Linked DNA regions of Homo sapiens: region 1 is linked to region 2. A link is an interaction called in ENCODE POLR2A ChIA-PET data of the cell type or tissue named here. Cell type or tissue: K562. All regions are shown on one strand. Links, peaks and the distances in the headings refer to the core of each region. The heading gives the core; the rest is flanking DNA.

Evidence for each region. Peaks named below come from ENCODE experiments on the same cell type or tissue, not always from the same donor. Only the 100,000 strongest peaks of a DNase experiment are listed, where the experiment ranks them.
Region 1: POLR2A ChIA-PET joins it to region 2 with 7 read pairs; 2 of 35 experiments call an interaction of 5 or more read pairs at or near these places.

The regions. Positions count from the first base shown.
Region 1 is chr5:176,438,726-176,442,725 of GRCh38, reverse strand. No RefSeq gene overlaps it. Among named protein-coding and RNA genes, the nearest start is that of FAF2, 7.7 kb to the left of the region's middle. In K562, for the core only: no CTCF peak of the experiment used is centred there; DNase peaks (open chromatin) are centred at 1,705 and 3,590.
Region 2 is chr5:177,010,012-177,018,080 of GRCh38, reverse strand. It overlaps a transcript of UIMC1 not described here. Among named protein-coding and RNA genes, the nearest start is that of UIMC1, 7.3 kb to the right of the region's middle. In K562, for the core only: no CTCF peak of the experiment used is centred there; no DNase peak of the experiment used is centred there.

The DNA of each region.
Region 1 (4,000 bases), core at 1-4,000, 570 kb after region 2:
AGAGGATTGCTTAAGCCCAGAAGACCAGCCTTGGCAACACAGTGAGACCTCTGTGTCTATAAAAAATAATAAGCAAAGTAAATCAGAGGCTGAGCTTGCAGTGAGCCAAGATCGCGCCACTGCACTCCAGCCTGGGCAACAGAGCGAGACTCTAAAAAAAAAAAAATCTGTTTGTAAAAAATTGCGTGATTTGTGAACTGTGAACAAGTTTAAATAACACCTGAGCTGGCAGAATGGGAAAGGGAGGAAAAGCAACAGACCTACTTACAGATGGTTTAAATAACCCATTTGCATTTAAATTGTCCCTACAATCTTAGCCTCTGCCTGGTTGGGAGGGCATGTTTCCCAGGAGACAGTGTAGTTTCCATTGAACTGCTTGCTGCGATGACCACCTGGACACTTTGGACACCTCATGCCGTAAACCTGCGAGTGGAGGAGTTGTCAGACCAGCAGGGTAATCCCCCTGTTTACAATGAGGGGCCAGGGTTGCTGTTATACACCACAGAGTCAGGAGTGTGTCTGGAGCTCAGGGGACTTACTGGGACATCTTTTGTCACTTCCACACCCAGTGATAACGGAAAACAAGCAATTGCCACAACCACAGCCTGACAAGGGAAGGTAATTAAAGGCTGAGACCCTTCCAAAATAAAAGTCTGGATTGCCCAGGCTGGAAAAGCATCAGGCCAACCAAAGTACTAGCCAAGGGTGAGGGAAATGCCGAATGAGTAATGGAGGAAGGAGATGACGATTATCACTTACAGCCTTGGGACCAGTTGCAGCTGCAGAGAGCTTAGTTTGTTTCACCAGCTAGCTCACCTTAAGTCTTTGTAGATTGTTGCTGGCTACTAAATGAAAAGGGATTTTTATGAATGTTTGGACTCCTACCGTCCCTCTTGGAAGGAATGAGGGCATTTTGTTCCTACAGTCGTGGAGAACTGTAGGACTGGATATAACGGGAGGGAGTGAGCAGTGCAAGGGAGGGACTGCATCCAACATCTCTTACATTTCACCTGAGATCTTTGCAGTCTTACCTATCTCCAAGGCCCTTGGTCACTTGTTGCACCCCCAGCCACTTCTGTGCTGATCAGTTCTACTTGGATGGATTCTGTCTGGCCACCTCCGTGGTGACCAGCTTGCACAGACCCAGTGCAACAGCATGTCACTTGCATGTGCACTACAGGCTTTGACTCCCGCCCTGGAGCTTTTCTATTGCTACTGGAGCAGGAGACACCATGGACCAGCGCAGCGCCTACCCACATGTGACCCAGAAGTGCAGGGGAAGTAATGGCCCGTGGGGCAAATTTTTGGCCATTAAGAGATGGGAGTGTGAACCCTGAAAGAGCCAGTCCTTCAAGATGGATCCTGAGTGGCTAAGTGGGCCTGAATTCAAAATACAGCCAAGCGGCCATTCACTGACTCTAGGTCACCCACGTATCCTGCATTCCCAGGAACCCACATGCTCATGTAATGTTGGGACTTTCATAGCTGTCTGTTCTTGTTCATCCTGCCAGAAATAACGACTGTTGGAAAATCCCATTTCGCCTCCTGAACTACTATTGTTTGAATATGGTTTGTTTGGCTCCGCCAAGTCTCATGTTGAAGTTTGATCCCCTATGTTGGAGGTGGGGCCATGTGGGAGGTGCTTGGGTGATAGGGGTGGATCCCTCATTAATAACTTGATGCTGTTCTTGTGGGAGGGAGGCAGGTCTCACTCTTAGCTCTCAAGATAACTGATTGTTGAAAAGAGCATGGCACCTCCTCCCCTCTCTCTTGCCTCTTCTCTCTCCATGTTATCTGCACAAGCCTGTTCCCCTTCACCTTTTGTCATAAGTGGAAACTTCCTGAGGCCCTCATCAGAGGCAGATGCTGGTGCCATGCTTCTTGTACAGCCTGCAGAACCGTGAGCCTAATAACCCTCTGTTCTTTATAAATTATGCAGTCTTGGGCATTCCTTTAGAGCAACACAAACAGACCAAGACACAGACCTAATCAGTAGACTATGACCTGTATCGACAAATCAGAATACAACAAGCATCAGTCAAAGATTGCATCCCTCGTTTGCATAAGTGGACCATAGTGAGAACATGGGCAGAGCTTTCTTTGTAAAAGACAACCCCTCTCTTTGTTCTCTCAGAAGGCACCTTTGTTTTCACTGAAGGATGCATCTCTCTGGTTTGCAAACTGTTCACTGGAATGAAGTCTCTCTTTTTTAAAAAAGACAATCCTTGGCCGGGCGTGGTGGCTCACGCCTGTAATCCCAGCACTTTGGCAGGCCGAGGCGGGCAGATCACCCGAGGTCAGGAGTTTGAGACCAGTCTGGCCAACATGATGAAACTCCATCTCTAATAAAAACACAAAAATCAGCCGGATGTGGTGGTGGGTGCCTGTAGTCCCAAATACTCGGGAGGCTGAGGCAGGAGAATCGCTTGAACGCAGGAGGTGGAGGTTGCAGTGAGCCAAGATCACGCCACTGCACTCCAGCCTGGGCAACAGAGAGAGATTCCGTTTCAAAAAAAAAAAGACAATCTTTGTCAGTGGAATTTATATATTTATTTATTTATTTTAGATAGTATCTCAGCTGGGCACAGTGGCTCATGCCTATAATCCCAACACTTTGGGAGGCTGAGGAGGGTGGATTCCTTGAGGCTGGGAGTTCAAGACCAGCCTGGGCAACATGGTGAAACCTCCTCTCTACAAAAAATACAAACATTAGCTGGGCACAGTGGCACATGCTGATAGTCCTGGGGCAGGAAAATAGGGTCTGGAGGCAGGGAACATAAGGCCGATTTACACTTCAGCTATAACAGGAAATATCCTCTCCATAGGGCATATGTTGTAAATAACTTTGTAACTTTACTTCATTCTCTCCATTTTCATAGGGTGTACCCGAAGTAACCAATGGAATCCTCTAGGGGATAGTTAAACTCCCAAAAATTCTGTAATGGGGTCCTTGAGCCTCTGTACTTGGGCCTGCTCCCACACTGTGGAGTGTACTTTCATTTTCAGTAAATCCCTTCATTCTTTCCTTGTTTCTTTGTGTATTTTGTCCAATTCTTTGTTCAAGATGCCAAAAACCTGGAACTCCTCCACCATTAACAGTCTCAGCTACTCAGGAGGCCAAGGCAGGAGGATTCGCTTGAGCCCCAGAGGTCAAGGCTGCAGTGAGCCGTGATTGCGCCACTGCACTCCAGCCTGGGTGACAGGAATAAAACTCTGTCTCACAGAAAAAAAAAAAAAAAGAGAGAGAGAGAGGGTCTCATTCTGTCTCTTAGGCTGGAGTGCATGGTGTGATCACGGCTTACTGTAGTCCTGACCTCAGGGACTCAAGCAGTCCTCCCACTTCAGCCTCCCAAATAGTTGGGACCACAGGTGTGTGCCACCATGCCCTCTTAATTTTTTTTATTTGTATTTTGTATACAGGCAGGGTCTCCCTAAGTTGCCGGTGTTGGTCTTAAACTCGTGGGCTCAAGTAATCCTCCGACCTCAGCTTCACAAGTAGCTGAGACCACAGGCAAATACCACCATGCCTGACTCATTTATTTGAGTTGATTTGTTGACAGGAGCCACCGGATAACATCTTGTCATCTCCTGCTGTGTGGTGAGCTGTCTCGTGTTGCAGTCGTTCATGTTGGCTCTCTGGGAATAGACCATGGGATTGACCAACACACTTAGCACCAAGCAGTAGGCAGCCCCTCGAATTAGCCCTCTCGTTTTCCTTGCCTCACTTTCCTGTTCCCTCAGGCCTGATTCCCTGAAATCACTCTCCCCAGTAAAGTATAAGCATGTGAGCTTTCAGTCAGGCTATATTCTCTACGATATTAAATATCAAATTAGTGACCCAACCACAGAGAAAATAAGGAATTTTTTTTTTTTGAATGGAGTCTCACTCATTCTGTCACCCAGGCTAGAGTGCAGTGGCATGATCTCAGCTCACTGAAATCTGCCTCCTGAGTTCAAGAGATTCTCCTGCCTCAGCCTCCCAAGTAGCTGGGATTACAGG
Region 2 (8,069 bases), core at 3,580-7,579:
CCACGCCCAGCCTTAAACTCTAGTTTTTCTAACTCTAGTATGTCTAATCTAGTGACAGACATAAAAGTATCTACTGAGTATGTAATATCAGAGAGTATGTTTTAACTGCTATAACAGAGATAATGACTAGGCTGGGCACAGTGGCTCATACCTGTAATCCCAGCACTTTGGAAGGCTGAGGCGGGAGGATTGCTTGACCCCAGGAGTTCAAGACCATCATGGGCAACATGGCAAGACCCTATCTCTACAAAATTAAAAAAATTAGCTGGGTGTGGTGGTGTGTGCCTTTGGTCCCAGCTACTCAGGAGGCTGAGGTGAGAGGATCACTTGAGCCTGCAGTGAGCTGTTGTACCACTGCACTACCACCTGGGTGACACAGCAAGACCCTGTCTCAAAAAAAAAAAAAAAAGGGCCAGCGTGGTGGCTCAGGCCTGTAATCATAGCACTTTGGGAGGCCAAGTGGGCGGATCACCTGCGGACAGGAGTTCAAATGGTGAAACCTCGTCTCTACTAAAAAATACAAAAATTAGCTAGGCATGGTGGCAGAAGCCTGTAATCCCAGCTACTCAGGAGGCAGAGGCAGGAGAATTGCTTGAACCCAGGAGACGGAGGTTGCAGTGAACCGAGATTGCGCCACTGTACTCCAGCCTGGGCAAGAAGAGCAAGACTCCATCTCAAAAAAATAAAAAAGAGGGAGATGACAGCCAAGGCTAGTGGGCTAGTGTGGATGGGGTGGGACAATGAATCTACCATGTGGGGATCAGAATGGTATCTGAGTTACCTCCTAATAGTCTTTTTATTTCTCATCTCTAAGAACACATCTCAAACTATTAGAGGTGGCCACAGATTAGCTTTTACTAACAGGATGTAAAGAAGTGTTGTTTGAATCAGAATCTGAGATTGGTCCAGAACAGAAGGGGTGCTCTTGAGGAGAACTGTGGAACTACCAAGCCCAGCAGGGGCCCAGGGGCACATCTTTGCTGCAATCCTAGTCCACTTCTCAGGCTTCTTTATTTCATTTCATTTTTCATTTCATTTCATATTTCATTTCATTATTTTGACAGAGGTTCACACTTGTCACCCAGGCTGGAGTGCAATGGCGCAATCTCAGCTCACTGCAACCTCTGCCTCCTGGGTTCAAGTGATTCTCCTGCCTCAGCCTCCTGAGTAGCTGGGACTAGAGGCACCCGCCACCATGCCTGGCTATTTTTTGTAATTTTAGTAGAGACGGGGTTTTACCATGTTGGCCAGGGTGGTCTTGAACTCCTGACCTCAGGTGATTCACCTGCCTCGGCCTCCCAAAGTTCTGGGATTACAGGCATGAGCCGCCGCGCCCGGCCTACTGGATAATTTTCTTTTTTGAGACGGAGTCTCACTCTGTTGCCAGGCTGGAGTGCAGTGGCATGAGTGCAGTGGTAAGATCTCGGCTCACTGCAACCTCGGCTGACTGCAACCTCTGCCTCCCAGGTTCAAGCGATTCTCCTGCCTCAGCCTTCTGAGTAGCTGGGACTAGAGGTGCGTGCCACCACACCCAGCTAATTTTTTTGTATTTTTAGTAGAGGGGCGTTTCACCATGTTGGCCAGGATGGTCTCGATCTTTTGACCTCGTGATCCGCCCGCCTCGGCCTCCCAAAGTTCTGGAATTACAGGCATGAGCCACCGTGCCCAGCCTGGATAATTTTATAGTATTTTGTTTGTTTGGTTTTGTTTTGTTTTTGAGATGGAGTCTTGCTCTGTCATCCAGGTTGGAGGGCAATTACATGATCTCGGCTCACTGCAACCTCTGCCTCCCAGGTTCAAGCGATTCTCCTGCCTCAACCTCCTGAGTAGCTGGGATTACAGGCACCAGCCACCATGCCTGGCTAATTTTGTATTTTTAGTAGAGACGGGGTTTCACCATGTTGGTCAGGCTGGTCTTAAACTCCTGTCCTCAGGTGATCCCCCCACCTTGGCCTCCCAAAGTGGTGGGATTATGGGCATGAGCCACCGCGTCCTGCCTCTTTTTTTCTTTTTTGAGATGGAGTCTTCTTCTGTTGCCCAGACTGGAATGTGGTAGCGTGGTCTCGGCTCACTGCACCCTCAGCCTCCCGGGTTCAAGTGATTCTGTCTCAGCTGCCTGAGTAGCTGGGATTACAGATGTGCGCCACCACGTCTGGCTAATTTTTTAATTTTAGGTAGAGACAGGGTTTCACCATGTTGGCCAAACTGGTCTCGAACTCTTGACCTCAAGTGATCTGCCTGTCTCAGCCTCCCAAAGTGCTGGGATTACAAGTGTGAGCCACCATGCCTGGCCTAATTTTATGGTATCTTTAGGGACGCAGGGAAGCAGTGTCTTCAGGGGATGCCAGGTTTTAATTTAGAGACTTTCTAAGGACAGATTGAGGGCAGAGGGGAGTCTGTTGATCACAGACTGGGATTTACAGAGGATTTTGGGTTAGAGTCAAGTAATGCTTTCCAGCCTTTTCTCCATTATAGTCCACATAGAAAATGAGCATATCTGTATAGCATGTTAGAGTAAACAGATAAGGTTGCTCCTCCTCATCACTGCAGTGACAGTTTGGGAATTCCAGCCACTCTACATGCCCCGCTGGGCCACCCTTGGAGCTGGAGGGATGTATGTCCAGAGCCATATCAGGAAGAGAGTCCAGCTGCAACAGATAGCCGTCATATCTTGAACCCTGACAATGTCTGAGGCAAGCAGGCTGGGGATTAACCACAAATCTCTGAGAATTGAGCAGTTAACGCTGTGTGGTACTTAGCTTGACATGTATTGCTCCATTCTGCATGCATGAGTTATGTGATCTTAGGTAAATTCCTTAACATTTGTGAGGCTGCTTCTCCATCTGTAAAATGAGGAGATGATACCCACCTCAAATGGTTGTTGTGAAGATTAACTAATATAATCTCCGTAAACTACTTAGCACATTGCTTGGCACATAGTAAATGGTAGCTATGTAGTTTATTCCAAAAGCTATATTTTTCTGATAATTTAACATACTGATGTATTTTTAGTAGAGATGAGGTTTCACCATGTTTGTCAGGCCGGTCTCAAACTCCTGACCTCAGGTGATCTGTTCTCCTTGGCCTCCCAAAGTGCTGGGATTACAGGCATGAGCCACCGTGCCTGGTCTATACTCCTTTCTTACCTGCAGTACTTCAATGGCTTCTTGTTGCTTACCGGATAAAGTTAAAATGTCACGTGGTATAAGAGACCCAGTATATTCTACTTCCTTTTCCACCCACTTCCAATACTCTCTCAAGTACCAAGCCCTGCTGGATGAACTTTAGCACTGTGGTAGGTTCTCCAACTGGGGAATCCTTTCACACCCCTTTGCCTTTATTCATTCTATTCCCATTGCCTTTATTTATTTATTTATTTATTGAGATGGAGTTAACGCTCTTTCACCCAGGCTGGAGTGAAGTACTGTGATTTCACCTCACTGCAACCTCTGCCCTCCCAGGTTCAAGCGATTCTCCTGCCTCAGCCTTCCAATATTACCTTTAATGTCCTTCTACCATCTCCTGTTGTCCATTTGACAAACTCATTCAACTTCCACCCCAAGTTTCAACCACAGCATTACATATTGTGCAGAAAAGAATTAACATAGTAGGTTTGAGGCTATAGTAGACCTTTGAAAGGTCTGCTCTCAAGTTTGGCTTTTGGCTGGCATCTGGGAACTTGGATTTCAGAAGTGTTTCCAAATTCCATATAAAAGTGGCTCACTGCAGCTGGGCACAGTGGCTCATGCCTATAATCCTAGCACTTTGGGAGGCCGAGGTAGGTGGATTGCCTGAGATCAGGAGTTCGAGACCAGCCAGGCCAACATAGTGAAACCCTGTCTCTACTAAAAATACAAAAAATCAGCCGGGCATGGTGTTGCACGCCTGTAATCCCAGCTACTTGGGAGGCTGAGGCAGGAGAATCGCTTGAACCGGGGAGGTGGAGGTTGCAGTGAGCTGAGATTGCACTCTAACTTGGGCAACAAGAGCGAAACTCTGTCTCAAAAAAAAAAAAAAAAAAAAGAAAAGAAAAAAAGTGGCTCACTGAGTCTAAACTGTTTGTGCAAACAATATAGTTTATGCTGAACATCTACTTTCCTTCTGGGAGTGTGAAACTTTGGTTTGCACTAGGCAGAGTGGTAAGCTAGGCAGCCTGTGTAACTGACCCCTGATAAAACCCTGGATTCCTAGGCTCAGGCAAGTTTCCCTGGTAGATACCACTTCACAAATGTTGTCACAATTAGATGCTGGAGGAATTAAGTGACTCCACTGGGAAGGTACTCTTGAAACTTGTGCCCAGTTTCCTTTGGACTTCATCCCAGGTGCTGATTTTGCTTTGTATCCTTTGGCTGTAATAAATCATAGTGTAAGTGCTGTAGTTTGAGAAGCATTGGTTGCTTTTTTCCTTGTGGTTTTTAGCTTGTATCTCTATTGGCTGTGTTTCCTTTAACTGGAAGTTATATCTAAACACTTGGTGTATTTAAGTCAAATATTTTGGCTAGAATACGTCTTTGGAGATGTTGCATGATTCATGTTGTGTAGCATCTGAAGAACATAATAACATCATATCTGATTAATTCGCCAAGTGAAGCTAAATTGACCACCGGATTAGGGTAATGGTAGTTTAAACCTTCCATTATGTAAATAAGTTTCCTCTCTTATGATCAGAAAGTATCTTTGTGTGTGTGTGTGTGTGTGTGTGTGTGTGTGTGTGTGTGTTTGGATGCAGTCTTGCTCTGTTGTCCAGGCTAGAGTGCTGTGGCATGATCTCAGCTCACTGCAACCTCCGCCTCCTGAGTTCAAGCGATTCTCCTGCCTCAGCCTTCCAAGTAGCTGGGATTACAGATGTGCACCACCAAGCCCGGCTAATTTATGTATTTTTAGTAGAGCCATGTGGGCCAGGCTGGTCTCGAACTCCTGACCTCAGCTGATCCACCCAGCCTCCCAAAGTGCTAAGATTATAGGCATGAACCACTGTGCCTGGCCCTTTTTTTTTTTTTGATACAAGATCTCCGTCTGTCACCCAGGCTAGAGTGCAATAGTAAGATCATAGCTCATTGCAGCCTTAAACTCCATGGCTCAAGCAATCCTCCTGCCTGAGCCTCCAAAGTAGCTAGGACTATAGGCACATACTACCAAGCCTGGCTAGTTTTATTATTCATTTTTTGTAGAGATGGGGGTCTCACAATGTTGCCCAGGCTGGTCTGGAACTCCTGGCCATAAGTAATCCTCCTGCCTTACTGATTTTTAAGGTAAGAGCTTGTTTAAACATCTACTTTGAATGGGCACAAATGAGTTTTTACTTTTTTGAATATCATTATGGAATAATTTATTTTTTTCATTGATTCAGTGTGGTTTCTTTTTGTGTGGTTTTTGGGTTCTTTTTTTTAGACAGGGTCTAGCTCTGTCACCCAGGCTGGAGTGCAGTGGCGCGATCTCAGCTCATTGCAACCTCCACCTCCTGGGTTCAAGTGATTCTCTTGCCTCAGCCTCCCGAGTAGTTGGGATTACAGGTGCCTGCCACCGCGCCTGGCTAGTTTTCGTATTTTTAGTAGAGACAACATTTCTCCATGTTGGCCAGGCTGGTCACGAACCCCTGGCCTCAAGTGATCCACCCAGCCTCCCAAAGTGCCGGGATTGCAGGTGTGAGACACTGCGCCTGGCCCTGAAGTCAGTTTCGAAGTCAGTAAGACTCCATGACCCATTGAATCTGTGGGGAGAGGGGCTTTGTGGTGGTGGTCTAGGAGGCTTATAGCTTGAGGGAGAGTGGATAGTAATGTCACTAAGAGAGACAAATAATGTGTTAAATATACAGATTTTGAGGGGAAGATCATAAATTTGGTTGTGAATGTTCTGGGTTTTAACTTTATGTGGGACATAACAGGTGGAAAAGTCAAGTAGGCAATTGAGATTCGATGCTAGGAACCAGGACAGGAAAAACAGATTTGGATGCCAGTCACCAGGATGTAGAAAATCTCCCTAGCAGGGTGCGGTGGCTCACGCCAGTAATCCCAGCACTTTGGGAGGCCAAGACGGGCGGATCATGAGGTCAGGAGATCGAGACTATCCTGTCTAACACGGTGAAATCCCATCTCTACTAAAAATACAAAAAATTAGCTGGGCGTGGTGGCGGGCGCCTGTAATCCTAGCTACTCGGGAGGCTGAGGAAGGAGAATGGTGTGAACCCAGGAGGCAGAGCTTGCGGTGAGCTGAGATTGTGCCACTGCACTCCAGCCTGGGCAACAGAGCGAGATTCCGTCTCAAAAAAAAAAAAAAATTAAATCTTCACAATTTATGTTCCTCTGCCACGGCTCCAGCCGGTCCCTCCGTTTGGGGTCCCTGACTTCCCGCAACACATCTCCAGAACTCTTTTCACCGTGTTGCCTGTGCTTTTGATGTCATATTCAATATATTATTGCCAAATCTAAGGTCATGAAGATTTTCCCATATGTTTTCTTCTAAGAGTTTATTATTATTATTATTATTATTACTTTTTTAAAGACAAGGTCTCACTCTATTGCCTAGGCTGGAGTACAGTGGCTCAATCATAGCTCACTGCAGCCTGGAACTCCTGGGGTCAAGGGATCCTCCCATCTTAGCCTCCTGAGTAGCTGGGATTATAGGTGCACACCACCATAGCCAGCTAAATTTTAAATGTTTTTATAGAGATGTAGTCTCACTATGTTGCCCAGGCTGGAGTATAGTGGCTATTCACAGGCATGATTATAGTGTACTACATCCTTGAACTCCTGGGCTCAAGTAATCCTCTCACCTCAGTCTCCTGAGTAGCTGGGACTACTGGTATGTATCACTGTGCCCAGCTTATAGTTTATTCATTTTTAATTACACAGTAGTGGTTCTTTTTTTCTTTTCTTCTTTTTTTTTTTGTGACAGGGTCTTGCTTTGTCACCCAGGCTGGAGTGCAGTGGAACAACCTTGGTGGCTCACTGCAACCTCTGCCTCCCGGGCTCAAGCTATCCTCCCACCTCAGCCTCCCGAGTAGCTGGGACTACAGGTGCAAGCCCAAGTCCAGCTAATTTTTGTATTTTTTGTAGAGATGGGGTTTTGCCATATTGCCCAGGCTGGTCTCGAACTCCTGAGCTCAAGTGATCTCCCCACCTTTGCCTCCCAAAGTACAGGGATAACAGGCATAAGTCACCACACTTGGCCCAGTAGTGGTTCTTAAAATAAAATCAGAGCATTACAGATATATTAAGGTTTCTTTTGTCCACTCCCAATTTTGTACCTCCAGCCCCCTTTTGAAAAGCATCCTCTGGCCGGACCCGGTTGCTCACTTTGGGAGGCCGAGGCAGGCGGCTTACCTGAGGTCAGGAGTTCAAGACCAGCTTGGCCAACATGGTGAAACCCAATCTCTACTAAAAATACAAAAAATTAGCCAGGTGCAGTGGCACACGCCTGTAATCCCAGCTACTCAGGAGGCTGAGGCAGGAGAATCGCTTGAACCCAGGAGGCAGATCATGCCATTGCACTCCAGCCTGGGCAACAGAGTGAGATTTTGTCTCAAAAAAAAAAAGTATCCTCTATTATGTGTTTATTATATATCCCTGTATCTTCCTAGGCCTATGGGAATACTTTTAGATATATTTACTACCTTCAAAAACATGTGGTATTATTTGCATAAGAATATGTGTGTTTACGTAAATGGCATCACAATGAGCATATCATTCATCTTTCTTTACTCTGTGCTAGGCATTGTTCTAATTTTGACGACACAGCAATACACAAAATAAAGTTTCTATTCTCATGGACCTTACATTATCCTGCCACTTGGTTCTTAAAATTAATATCATGTATTGAGGTCTATGCGTGATGATACATGTAGATCTGTTTCATTTCTTTTTTCTGAGACAGGGTCTCACTCTGTCACTCAGTTTAGAGTGCAGTGGTGCGATCATAGCTCACTGCAACCTGGAACTCCTGGGCTCAACAGATCCTTCTGCCTCGGCCTCTCGAGTAGCTGGGACTACAGACACACACCACCACATGCGGCTACTTGTTTGCTTATTTTTTTTTTCTGGCCACACGGCATCTGTATAATTTTTTATTTT